Linked DNA regions of Homo sapiens: region 2 is linked to region 1. Evidence: chromatin loops called from intact Hi-C (ENCODE). Cell type or tissue: K562. All regions are shown on one strand. Each heading gives the region's core, and the rest is flanking DNA. Links, peaks and the distances in the headings are about the cores only.

Region 1 (6,480 bases), core at 1,053-6,052:
TTTTCAAAGTCTTCGAGATCATTTCCCTGATCAATGTGATTTCATACCTCCAAACAAAGCATCATGATTACGTGACATGATTTGTAGAGTGTTCAGAAACTACTGTGTTCTAAAATATCTCCTCCTGTTTGTCAGAGTGTCTGAGATTTCACAGTTGAAAAGGAGCACTCCTTTGCATTTTTTGTTAGTTGAAATTTTCCTATTAGTAAATCTTTATCAGCTCACACCTTAGTGGGGCCATTTTGGGCAACTGAGTGGTTTGGTGTTAGATAAGTGTCACTGAATGGGAGTAGCAAAGGTTCAAACTTGAGCATGGGAGATGTCACAGAGCTGCTTCTGGCCAACTCTGGCAAGGGCACTCAATAGTCAGTCCTGGGAGCCTAGCAGCTTGGCTGTGGGTGTGTTTGAAAGAGATCTCAGGTCGAGATTAATTCTTGGCAGCTGGTGAATCTATCAGCTGTATCTCTATTAGACTTTAACAGGAATAATTGAATTTTTCTTAAGCTAATGTTTGCTGTTTGTTGTTGAAGATTTCTGTAAATAAGAGATACTGTTCTCCCTGATCATTTATCTTCAGAGTGGAATCACTTTTAGTTGAGATTAGGTTTTAAGGCAAAAATTTATTTGATTTACCTTTTGAAGCTTTTTAGCAGGCACTTTGTTATAAAATATAAGCAATGTGTAGCTCAAGATAGCTGTCTTTTTCTTAAGTATTGGGATGAGTCATATTTTCTTTATCTGATTGCCAGCAGATGGAGTTGGCTTATACTTGAGGGCCATAGTTTTTTCTGGAAAACATGTCTCTTTAAATGCTGAGGTCATACTCCTACACTACACTCAGTGTAACAAGAAGCTCATATAATAGGAGTTACTTAGGGCCTGGGAGTCACTCATGAGCACCAGATTCAGGTTCCCTGAAGGCGTGTGCCCATTGAGTGGCACGGTGGTATCCCAAGATCACAACTATAGAAATTGTTCTCTTTCTCTCTCTGCCCCTGGGCCTGTGTCCTCAAAGCCAGCAATGGCGGGTCAAGCTCCTCCAAGTGTCCAATCTCTCCAGCCTCTTTTTGGTCCTTTTTCTGTCAGTGCTTTTTTTATTTTTTCTAGCTGGCCCTTCTCACTCTGAAAGGGCCATGTGACTACATTGGGCTCCCTGGAATAATTCAGGATAACATTCCTAATTTCAGACCTGTAACTTTGATTCCATCTCCAAAGTCCCTCTTGCCATATAATGCAACTATATTCTTAGGTTCCAGGGATAGATAAGGATGCAGGGATCTTGAAGAGGTGGGATGAGATTTAGTCTGTCTACCACGGATCACCTGACAACGGTTGGTCTTTTTCTTTTCTCTAAAATCCAGAGAAGCTTCATTCTATTAACCATTCCAAGGAATGATTTTTATAAATAGTTACTTTCAGTAGATGAGGAACAGAAGAGGCAGAAGTTGGAACTGGCTGTATGTCCCTTGTTGACCACACTTTTTCAGATAATAGATGAATTCAACATTTAACTGGTAGGTAGGCAGCCATGATATGGTTTCCTGGGAAGCATTGTTACTGCTGGTTAGCTGGAGGATAAGAGTAAAAGTGGAGGTGAGCCCAAATGAGGAAATGCTGTTTTGATTTTGGGGTTTTTTTTAATGTAAAAAAGTATTACGAATTACAAACTACACAAAGAGTCAAATCCCTATTTTGAGCTTGGAGAATTAAACATCAAACACAAATGCAGTCCATCATCCTGCCAGAGCCACGAACTTCCCCAAATAGCTCTTTAAGATGTCACAGCTCCTTTGGTGGGCTGCAGTTTTGACATTTCTAAGCTTGAAATTTGCCTTTCGTGTATTATACAGTGTCTCATCAAGGGACCAACAAAACCCTGTTCCAATAAAGCCGATATATTAGCACCATCAAAAGTACATTCCCTTGATTCTTCAGTCACTTCATATAAGTAATTAACTCCACTTTTCTAGACGGCAGGCTAGTTTTCAAAGCCAGAGATGCGCATGGTTGGTTTCAGATCCAGTTCCTTGCAAACAGAGCAGAGCAGATGGAAATGAGATGCAGAGATAGTGTAGTTGAGAGAGGCAGATAATTCAATCCAAGTGACATTTGGATGCTAGGGATTTGAGATGGTTCAATTATTTTTCAGTTTCTCAACCAGACTTGTCTATGCACAGGAAGCTGGGCTTTAAAATATGACACCTGCTTCAGAGTTCTGTGCTCTTGAATAGGAGGAAGTGTTTCCAGTTAATATGATATTCTAGGAAGAGATGGTGATGGCACAGACTACCCCCACCAAACCCCCCCACCTTTATTTTGAATCTCAGGAAATACAGATTTTCAAAGTAAAAGTGAAACTTCTAAGAGGTATGTTAGATCATGTCACTCCTCTGCCCCAAACCCTTCAATTGTCTGCCGTTTGTCTCAATGTAAAGACCTTGAATCTTACTTTGACCTCCACTGCCTTTAGTCAGTGTTACTTGATGTGTTGTCAGTGCCAGTCCACAAACTCTTACTGGTACCCTTCAGGATAAAGGGCCTGTCCCAGAATCCAAGTCAACAATATCAGTAAGCACCATTTAAGTCAGCTGACATTTTTTTTTTTTCTGTAGAAACATGTTCTCCATGAGGAGGGATACACTGAATGTATATATGTATAAACACATATATGCATATGTGTGTATGAGTATATGTGTGTGAGTACATATAAGCATTTGTGTGTATTTTTAATTTGCCTACCTTTTTTTTTTTTAGTCCTTGATTTAAAAGTTATCTCAAAAGTCACCTTTTCAGTGAGACTTCTCTGGTTACCTAACTAAATTTTTACCACCTTCAGCTGATATAACATTTGCTATTCCACTTTCTTACTTTCTTTTTTTCCCCTCTTTTGTACTAATCTTTAATTAATTTGCTATATATTTTACATATATATTATTTTTTGATCATTGTTGTTTATTGTTTGTCTTTCCTTGTGGAGGTAAGCTCCAAGAAGGCAGAGATAATAGTCTGTTTTGTTTAATTCCTTTTTCACAGCTTCTAGAAAAATTAAGTGGCCCATTGTAAAGAGTCAATAATTATTTTTTGACTACAATATTATACGAATAATTGAAGGACTAAGTAGCTTAGTGAATAAATGGATAAATAAGTGAACAGATAAATGAATGAATAAATACACACATACACACACACACACACACCCATAAAACGGGAAAAGTTCTCTTGTCCCCCTTGCAAAGCGTGTGACAAGGGTGTGGCTGGCTTCTTCGCTTCTTTGGTGCCCTGCTGCTCTAACCCCTAGTGGGAGCCTGCAGATGAGCAGGTCGTGGGGAGCATTCTGTGGCTCTGAACCCATGGCAGCCTCTAGGGTTGAGTGTTTACAGCTCCCGAAGCCCCAGTGGGCATGTATGACAGTATGCTCTTTCAACTTTCCTGTCTGCAGGTGGCTTGTGTTAATCAGCTCAGTTAGACCCACTGCTTTATCTCAAGGACAGAGGGCTTTCTGTATCCCAGGTTCTTGCCCTAGTGTACTGGAAAAATTGGACCACACGTGGGCTTGGAGAATGAGTGCAAGGTTTTATTGAGTGGTGGAAATAGCTCTCAACAGATGGATGGGAGCCAGAAGGGGGATGGAGTGGGAAGGTGGTCCTCTCCTGGAGTCTGTTCTTCTGACTGCCCCTGGCTGAATTCCACGCTGTCCATCGTTCTGCCGTTGATGACCTGCTGGCGTCTGTCGTGTGTTCTTCTGCCGGTGTGTTCCTCTCGACATCCAGCCACTTGTGTCTGTATCTGCTAGGGTCTCGGAGTTTTTTTAGGCACAGGATGGGGGATGCAGCGGGCCAGAGTGGTCTTGAAAGATGAAACATTTGGGCAGGAAAACTGGAGTGCCTGTCCTCACTTAGGTCTTTGGGCATAGGCCCGAGGGTGGAGCCCTCACCAGGGACTCCGCTTTCTCTACCCAGCACTTCCCTGCCCTCCTCTGGTATCACCCATATATGTATATATATGTACATGTAGATAAATAAACGAATGGATGGATGGATGAATATATGATGTTATATTTGTTTGTCTATTTATACGAACCTGAAGGCGAGTAACTAATTTCTGGTTTAAATGGATTGACTTTCTTCACTAGTACTATAGTAACAATGTCTTTTCTTTTAATTAATGACTATGTGTGTGGATTGGTTGTCTCCTGTTCTGCTGCAGGGCACATTTCACTTGCTTATAAAAGAATATCCTATGATCTTATGATGACTTTCAAGAATATGGCTTTAGATACTGGTTGCTACCCAATAAGATTGAATAAGCATGAGTGAGCAAAATCAAAAGCAATTGAAACTTCATGCTTTAGGAAGCAAAGGATCATGGTGACTAACATTTTTTTTCAGTTTCTTAACAGGACACAAATAATCAGGTTGTACATATATTGCAAGAATTTATGAGATATATTTAGATACATCAAACATTTAAAATTCTGTTATACATTTTAATGTCTATGAGAATAAAACTATAGGTTATACCAGGAAGAGTAAAAAGCTTTAAAATATAAATTAGAGTAATAGGTAATCGATAGAACATATGCTATGTGGACAAGGCAAAAAAAATGCAGTAGCCCTAAACTTTTGGAAATGTTGATTTCATTATTGGCAGTTTTAACAGCCAGTCACTGACAAGAGATTGTAATTGTCATGTGTTTCCAGACCATCTCTCCTTGTTGTAGCTCATTCTTGGTTGTCGCATTTTTCTTAGTTCATTGCTCACTTGCCTTTCATATTGTTAACAACCTGCTCAAATAGGTAGGGACAATGTTAGAAAAAGCAATATGTTTTGTGCTGTTTTTGTAGTCTTCAGTAATGATCTAATTTAATAATAACACTCTATGCCATTGGTAGTATTATTTACACTTTACAGACAGAGAAAATAAGGCTTAGAGAAAGGTTGAGAAGATGAGTGACAGAAACAACTTAAATCTCTCTGACCCTGATATACCTTTTCTTTATCCTGCATTACTGATTTTCCTCCTGGAACTCACATTAGAAAATAGTAAAATAGCAGTTATGTAGGATGAATAAATCTAGAAATCAGATGTACGATATGAGGACCATAGTTAATAATATTGTATTGTATACTAGAAGTTGCTTGAGAATGTAGATTTTCAGTACTCTTCCCACAAAAAATAGGTTCTATGTGAGATTATAGATATGTTAAATTGATTATCTGTAGCAAATATTTCACTATGCATATGTCTATGAAAACATCATATTGTACACCTTAAATTTTTACCATTAAAAAGTATGATGTTTAGGGTTTCACAACAGGCTAGTTGATTCAGAATTCTGGAGTAAGGTCTGAACATGGTATTTTATGTTATTTATTTTTTTTCTAACATTTTTTCTTGGAAATTTTAAACCCACAGTAAATTTGAAAGAATAATACAATGAACACCCATTCCTTCATCTAAAGCTATCAAGTAATAATATTTGGCCTCATTTACTTAATCTTCACTCCTTTCTCCCTTCCCTGGCACCCTCTCTCTACACACACACACACACACACACACACACACACACACACACACACACACACACACGTTTGGCCCTCTATCTGCAGGTTCCTCATTTGAGGATTCAACCAAACTTGGCTCAAAAATATTTGAAAAAAATAACAATAAAGCAACAACTAATAAAAATTTAAAACACAGTATAACAGTTATTTACATAGCATTTATATTGTTTTAGGTACTATAATAATCTAGGAATAATTTAAAGTATATGGGAGGAAGTGCGTAGGTTATATGAAAATGCTACGCCATTTTACATAAGGAACTTGAGCATCAGAGAAATTTGGCATTTGCAGGAATCCTGGAATCAATCCTGCTTGTCAAGGGGATGTCAAGGGATGATTGTACTCATACACAAATATCTATTTAACTCTTTTATTTCTATTTGGTTTGTTTAGAAGTAAGTGGTAGACATCATGATACTTTACTCTTAAATCTTCAGCATGCATTTATATAGAAGAAAGATATCCTGTTCCACAACCATGATATTATTTTGATACCCAAGATACCTAAGAATGATAAAATGCTTATTTTACATATGGCATACTGTCCATTTTCAAATTTCCAAAATGTACTTTATTTTATTACTTATTTGTTTTGTAAATTCAGGATCCAATCAGGGATCACACCTTGAATTTGGTTTTCATTGAATAGTTTTCTGACCCCAGTCTAGAACATTTCACTCACTATTTTATTTTTAAATATTTCTATGACTTAGATATTTTTTAAAAATCCAAGTTTTGTAGTAAAATATTCCAACCTCTGGAATGTTTTCCTAATTTTTAGATTCAGAAAAAATACTTTTGGCAAGAATTGAATTTGGCGATGTTATAAACTTTCTACTGCTTCAAATCAGGTGTTGTACAATACTGGTTTATTCCATCACCTGGTTCAGGTGGTGCCTGACAAATCTCTCCATT
Region 2 (6,480 bases), core at 496-5,495, 750 kb after region 1:
AAGATAAGTCAGTGCAGGAATTTTAATTCAGTTCAACAGACATTCATTGCATTCTAGAAGGTGGCACACCTCAGTATGAGCAGCCCACTCAAGTCTTAATCCTTCTGAGGCCCCCTTTGTGGGCCTAGGTCCATCTGTTACACTTTCTATGAAATATCTGGCGTCAAGTTGGATTTGATGATGTTACTTTGTAATAACATTCTGTCTACATCACTTCCTCTTGTTATCCAGGAGCACTTGGCAACTCCCACTATATTTTTTCAGCACCCCCACTCTCCTTTCCTGTGTATTCATGCCCTTAACAGACATAGGAGGTTAACTATTTCAGAAGGAATTGTACCAAGCATCAGGTGGGCAGAGTCTCTATGAATTCCTGCTTTGAATCCTTGCTGAGCCAGTTTTCAATAGGAAGATAATATTTCGTATTGTTCAGATTAGTACAATCAAGCCATGGCAATAATGGAGACGCTTAGAAAATGGGGGCTAGGTAAATTTAGCAATAGGCTCAGTTATATTTTGTCCAGGTAATAAGTGGCTCTTTTGAAATAAGACAAAGCTGATCACTTCATTATTTGATTAGATTCTTCTAATTGTGCCCAGGTGATCAGTTAATTCTCTGCTAAGTCTCAAAACAAATTTAGAAAATCAAAAGAGGATGCTGAGAATAGAAACCAAACAACACTTTGCTATCTTGTACAGATAGTGCTAATTGACCTTTCTCCTGTTACTTTCAAGGCAATTAGGGAGGATAATTGTAGCTTAAGAAACTTAGCACAAGTTAGAGGGAAGAGTAACAACAGATGGAAACAGGGATATATTTTGCCTTGAGAAAGTTAAGTGATACCATTTGTGACAAGGTCTCTGATGCTGGGAGTGGGAGGTAATTTCTACAGATTCACTGGCATATAAGGCCTGCATGTATCTATATATGTTGTAGGAAGTTCCAATTTCTAACTTTCTCTTAGATCTTTTGTCCTAAAAGTCAGGGGAACATCCATGACCCTGATTCATTTATTTCAAAGAGAGGTATGCTGGCATCTGTTGTGGAATATTTCTAAGGGTCAAACTGCACATTATTCTGAACTGACGCCAGAGCAGGCAAACTCTTCATTTGTAAGAAAAAAATGATAGATGCTGCCTTTAGGAGCTATCATATTTACTTCATGCACCTCAGCAGGCTTTGTTCTTGAACATTAGGAAAGTGAGCAGGACTTGGTTTCAGAATGAGGTTGGATGAATCACATTGACTAGAAACTGTATTATCATATTCCGTTGTGTCTAATCTTGAAACAGGCAGAATGGTTTTGGTACTGCTGGGTAGAGGCTGTTTGTCTCTCTTCTGGCCTGGGATGATGCAGTAACTCTGTCTCCTTGGCTATAGAGAAAAATATGATGCCCCTGTCCTGATTCTGTCCTAGCCAAAGAAGATTCATTTGGGGAGCTCAGCACATTTTTGGTATGTATTTGTTTAGTGAATGGAGATGACGAATTCAGGCCTTTTTTGGGTTTAAGGATGGGGGTTGGTAGGCACATTAAAAGGTGGGGAGGTAAAGAAGAAAGTGTTGTTGGGGGATGCAAGTTGTGCTGAGAGACAGGCAAAGAGAAGTGTGCAATTGGAAATTTCAGTAACAAGCCTCCAGCAATGACAGTTTGCTTGGATCTCTTTCTCGTTTGCATGTCGCTAGAGGAATCTTCAGACTGAGCAATATGACCCTAGGATGCCAGGGATGACAGAGAAAGGATCTTTTCAAAAAACCTATTAAAATTGCTTGGAAATCAAATTTGCAAAGAGTGCAATTTTAAAAGGAGGCATCCCATGTTTTTCCGGTTATTACAAGTGGGGTTTTACTAAATTACCAAATCTCTCTGTTCCTCCTTCATCTGACAAAGTGGCTAATAAAAGCCCCCTCACTGGGTGATTGATGTTAGTAACACTAAACCCATAGGAAATACATATTTTAAATATTCTTTGTTACAGTTAGTTGTTCTTACTTACATAACAATATTAAAATATCCTATATAAATTTTGAGTAAAAAATAGAAAAACACTTAGTATTTAAAATAATATTTTACCAATATTTGGCCATCTAGTATTTATTTGCCAAGTAGAGCTGCCTGCTGATAATGTAAAGAAAAACAAGTCATGGCCTCTATCCTTATGAAAGGTACAACCTATTAACGAATACTATTAGTGTTTATTTTCTTTTTTTTTCCCCTTTTCTCATAGGTTATTTTAATATAGTAGCAAAGATTCTGCACATGTATGTGGCAGATACACATTCTTTTCCTTGTTTTTGAAGAGTTTCATTTGTCTTTTACTCCTACCTATTCTTTAAACAAAGTCAGTTCCTTCCGCCCTTGACCAACAAAACCCTTGACCAGCTTAAAATATCAGTAGATGCCAGAATATTAACAAGGATGAAACTAAATGGTTATGTTTACAGAGATTTAAAAATTCCATTTCCCCAGGAATATGCCATTTCAAGATTTGTGTAAAAACAGGAAGAATGAAGAAAAGGTTCTTGTTTCACCTTGTCTTTTTACGGATGAAGGTAGTCAACCAATAGTCCCAAACGTGAGAATTTCTACTTTTAAAAAACATTTTGGAATAATTCCAGATTCATACAAAAGTAAACATGGGATTTTTTTAATAAAAAATAAATAAATGTTTGTCTTGGAATGCCAGATTCCAAGTATTGGACAATTTGACCAACGGCTTAGAATTTAAAGTCATTTCAAAAATTAGTACTTGAAAACACTTTCTTAAATAGCCTGATTTCTTTCCAGAGTGAGCATGTGGATGAGCCTTAGTCTACCATTATTAGCAAATTATTTATATTCTTACTTTATTCCCCTTCTAATTAACCTATCATCACTTCTTAATCTATGTCAATTTTTTTTCCCCTAGTCAAACACAAACAGAATCAGGAACTTCATTAAAATATTCCAACTGTCATTATTAGTGGCTGCTATGATAATAATATTTATTTTGTATCATTCTTGACAATTCTATTTGGAAAATATTGCAATGATTTTGTCACTACTTATATAATTACAATAGGAAATGTTAATCATGAAAATTTTCTCCAGCTCATTTTCTAGTCCCCAGTCATCACACATTCTTGGGTTCTAATAAGCTATGTGTCAGATATAAGAAGAAGTTCCTCTTCAAAGGTTTAGCTTGTTTAGTTTCCTTGTTCTTTGTTCTCTACTTTCAAGGCCAAACTTCCTTACTCTCTATGCCTCCCTGTCTCGGTTTCAGTAAACAACTCTCCCTCCAGTTGTTATCTACAGAGCTCACATCTGCTACCCATTCTGTAAATTACCCCTCCCATCACAATGGCCCTTCCCGCCAAAATTGTCCTTCCTGCCAGTGTAACCGCATTCCTGCACTTTTCAAGTTAGCCAACCAGGTTCAGCTTAAGTTGTGTGGTCCAACTCCAGCCAGTGGAGGCAGGACACAGTAGCAGGGACAAGTTGCGTTAAGGATAAAAACCCCTTCCCTCCTTTGTTCAGTGTGCTCTTGTGGCATCCAGACCTGCGAGAAGCACCCTTCTGCAGAAGTAAATTTTCTTTGCTGTCTGGTGTCTGGTGAGGGTCTGCTTCCTGGTTCATATACAGCTGTCTTTATGCTGTGTCTTCATCTGGTAGAAGGGACAAGGCCACTCTGTGTCTTCTTTAAAGGACATGAATCTTATTCATTATGGCTCTGCCCTCATGACTTAATACCCTCCCGAAGCTCTCACCCCCTACTACCATCATCTTGGAGGCTAGAATTTCAACATATGAATTTTGGGGAGACACAATCATTTAGACCATAGCATTTGGGCCTGCTTCTTCTAAATTTATGTTATTCTCACATGAAAAAATATATCCATTTTATTTCAGTTAAGCCCAATAATCCCCAAAGCCTTAATTCATTCCAACATCAACTCAAAAGTCTAAAGCACAATGTTTCATCTAAATATCGTCTAAGTCAGATATGGATGAGACCCAAGTTACTATTCATTCTAAGGCAAATTACTCTCCAACTGTGAGCCTATAAAACCGAGAAAAGTTATGTGCTTTCAACATACAATGATGGAACAGGCATAGGACAGACATTTCCATTCCAAAAGAGTCAAATGAGAAAGAAGAAAGGAGTGGCAGATCCCAAACAAGTCCAAAACCTAACGGGATAAAATACATTAAACTTCAAGGCTAGAGAATAATTCTCTTTGGCTTGATGCTCCGCTCTCTAGGCCCACTTGGTATGCACTGCCACTTTCTGGATACAATGACGTGGAGGGGCACACTGGGAATGTGGCCCCACAGATTTGCCAAGACCCTCCAGGGGTCCCAGTGGCCCTGCTCCCATGGCTTTGAATGACCCACCCCTGTGGCAACTCTGCCTGGGCCCTCCCCTTAAAGTGGTTCTCTGTGATGGCCCCACCTCCCCAAGACTGTGTGCATTGGTCATGCCCCAAGATCACTTTAGGCTCTAATTGTAGGCCAGATATTGTGCTACCCACATTATAACAAGGATGACCTTTCCTCCATTGCCCACTGGGTAGCATAGTATCGGGTGTACAATTAGAGCCTGGAGTGGGGGTCTGGGTTTCCGGTGGTGGTGGTCACACCCACATGTCCTTGCTGGTCTGGGGTTTTGGGGGTGGCCACACCCACATGTTCTTGCTGGGCTTTTTCCTAATGGTAGTTCTCTGCAGTGGCCCTTCACCCACTGGGACTCTTGCACTTTGGACCTGTGATGGGAGGGGCAGCTCTAATGAATTTTGAATTCCTTAATGGGTTAATCTTCTATTGTCTTGGACAATAGGTACTTACTTCTGTTTAGATGGCCTATAATCTCCTTCTCAGATGGTTGTTTGGCCACAACCTTTATGTTCTCTCTTGAACATGTGCTCTCATTCTTTTCAATATGGATAAAATGAAAATGTTCCAAGTCTTTAAGTTCTACTTCCCTTCTGATTACCAATTCCATCTTTAAGTCATTTGTCTCTTCTTACATTTTACTATGAGCAGTCCAAAGGAGCCAAGCCAAACTTTCAAAGCTTTTCTTAGATATTTCCCCAGTCAAATATTCATCTTCACCTCTGAAAAGCTCTACCTTCCCCAAAACACTAAAACAAAAACACAATCCAGCCAAGTTTTTTGCCACTTTATAACAGGGATGGCCTTTCCTCCATTGCCTAATAACATGTTCTTCATTTCCACCTGAGGCCTCATCAGAATGGTCTTTACTGTCTGTGTTTCTACCAACATTCTGTCTATGTTTACGTAGGTAATCTCTAAAAGGAAGTTTTCTGTACAACTCTCCTCCTCTCCTTCTGAGCTTTCACCAGAATAGCCCTTAATAGTCTGCTCTTGGTAATGCAGGGTTTTTCTAGCATGCACCTCAAAACTCTTTCAGCATCTACTCATTACACAGTTCCAAAACCACTTTTACATTTTAAGGTATTTGCTGCAACAGCACTCCATTCTCAGTACCAATTTTCTGTCTTAGCCTTTCCAGGATTTTATAACAAAATATTATAAATGGGTGGCTTATAAACAGCAGAAATTTATTTCTCACAGTTTTGGAGGCTAGAAGTCCAAGACAAGGCACCAGCAAATTCAGTGCCTGGTGAGTGGAAAGACCCCTCTTGGGCCTCTCTTTTAGGGCTAATCCCATTTATGAGGGCTCTATCCTCACGACCCATACCCTCCCAAAGGTACCACGTCCCAATACCATTATCTTGGAGGCTAGGTTTTCAACGTATACATTTTGAAGAGACACAAACATTTAGACCATAGCAGTACCCTCGGCACTACATTCTGTGGTCCTGCTTGTTATTGTATTGGATAGCTAGAAGAACCCTTAGTTTCTATTATGTGTACATTCTCATTGAGTAAAACTAGCTGACAGTTCAGGCAAAGCCCAGTTCTGCCAGCCAGAGCCTATCTCATTGCATCAGAAATGATACATAACCTCTTTGAGTCTAATTGTCTCATCTGTGATATTATTTAGCTCATGATATTATTGGAAGGATTACATGAGCTAACACCATGATTATTAGCCCGTAATAATGTTTCTAGCATACCTTGTAAAACTTGTAAGAACATGCACAGAAAAATGGAATTTAGAAAAAGAGGTAAATTTGAAGAAGAGAGAAACCCAGAATTAATTTTATGTTTGTGTCTAATAATAGTGTTGCTTAATGGAAAAATAAAAATTCATGATGTCAGCTGGCTTCATGTATTGTATAATGCAGGGTGAATCATGCAGCCTCTCTGAGTTAGTGTTTCCTGATTAACTAATGACATATACCTCATGGAGTCATTATAGTGATTAAATGAGGTGATGTATGTAAAGTAGGTAGAACAGTATCTGGTATATGACATACACACAATTTAGTATTTTGAAGGGTTGTAGCATAGTCATATGAATGGGTCCAGCACACTCTTGGAAATGAAGGTTGCAACTCAGATGAGCAACCAGGC

What was found. Peaks named below come from ENCODE experiments on the same cell type or tissue, not always from the same donor. Only the 100,000 strongest peaks of a DNase experiment are listed, where the experiment ranks them.
Region 2: a loop joins it to region 1, with 2.4 times the contacts of the local background. A loop is called at or near these places in 1 of 110 quality-filtered maps.

The regions. Positions count from the first base shown.
Region 1 is chr3:5,766,712-5,773,191 of GRCh38, forward strand. No RefSeq gene overlaps it. Among named protein-coding and RNA genes, the nearest start is that of MIR4790, 520 kb to the left of the region's middle. RefSeq lists an enhancer at 631-925. In K562, for the core only: a CTCF peak has its summit at 3,309; a DNase peak (open chromatin) is centred at 3,290.
Region 2 is chr3:6,515,609-6,522,088 of GRCh38, forward strand. All of the region lies in intron 1 of LOC105376944 (a long non-coding RNA gene), which reads left to right. Among named protein-coding and RNA genes, the nearest start is that of GRM7-AS3, 290 kb to the right of the region's middle. In K562, for the core only: no CTCF peak of the experiment used is centred there; a DNase peak (open chromatin) is centred at 3,313.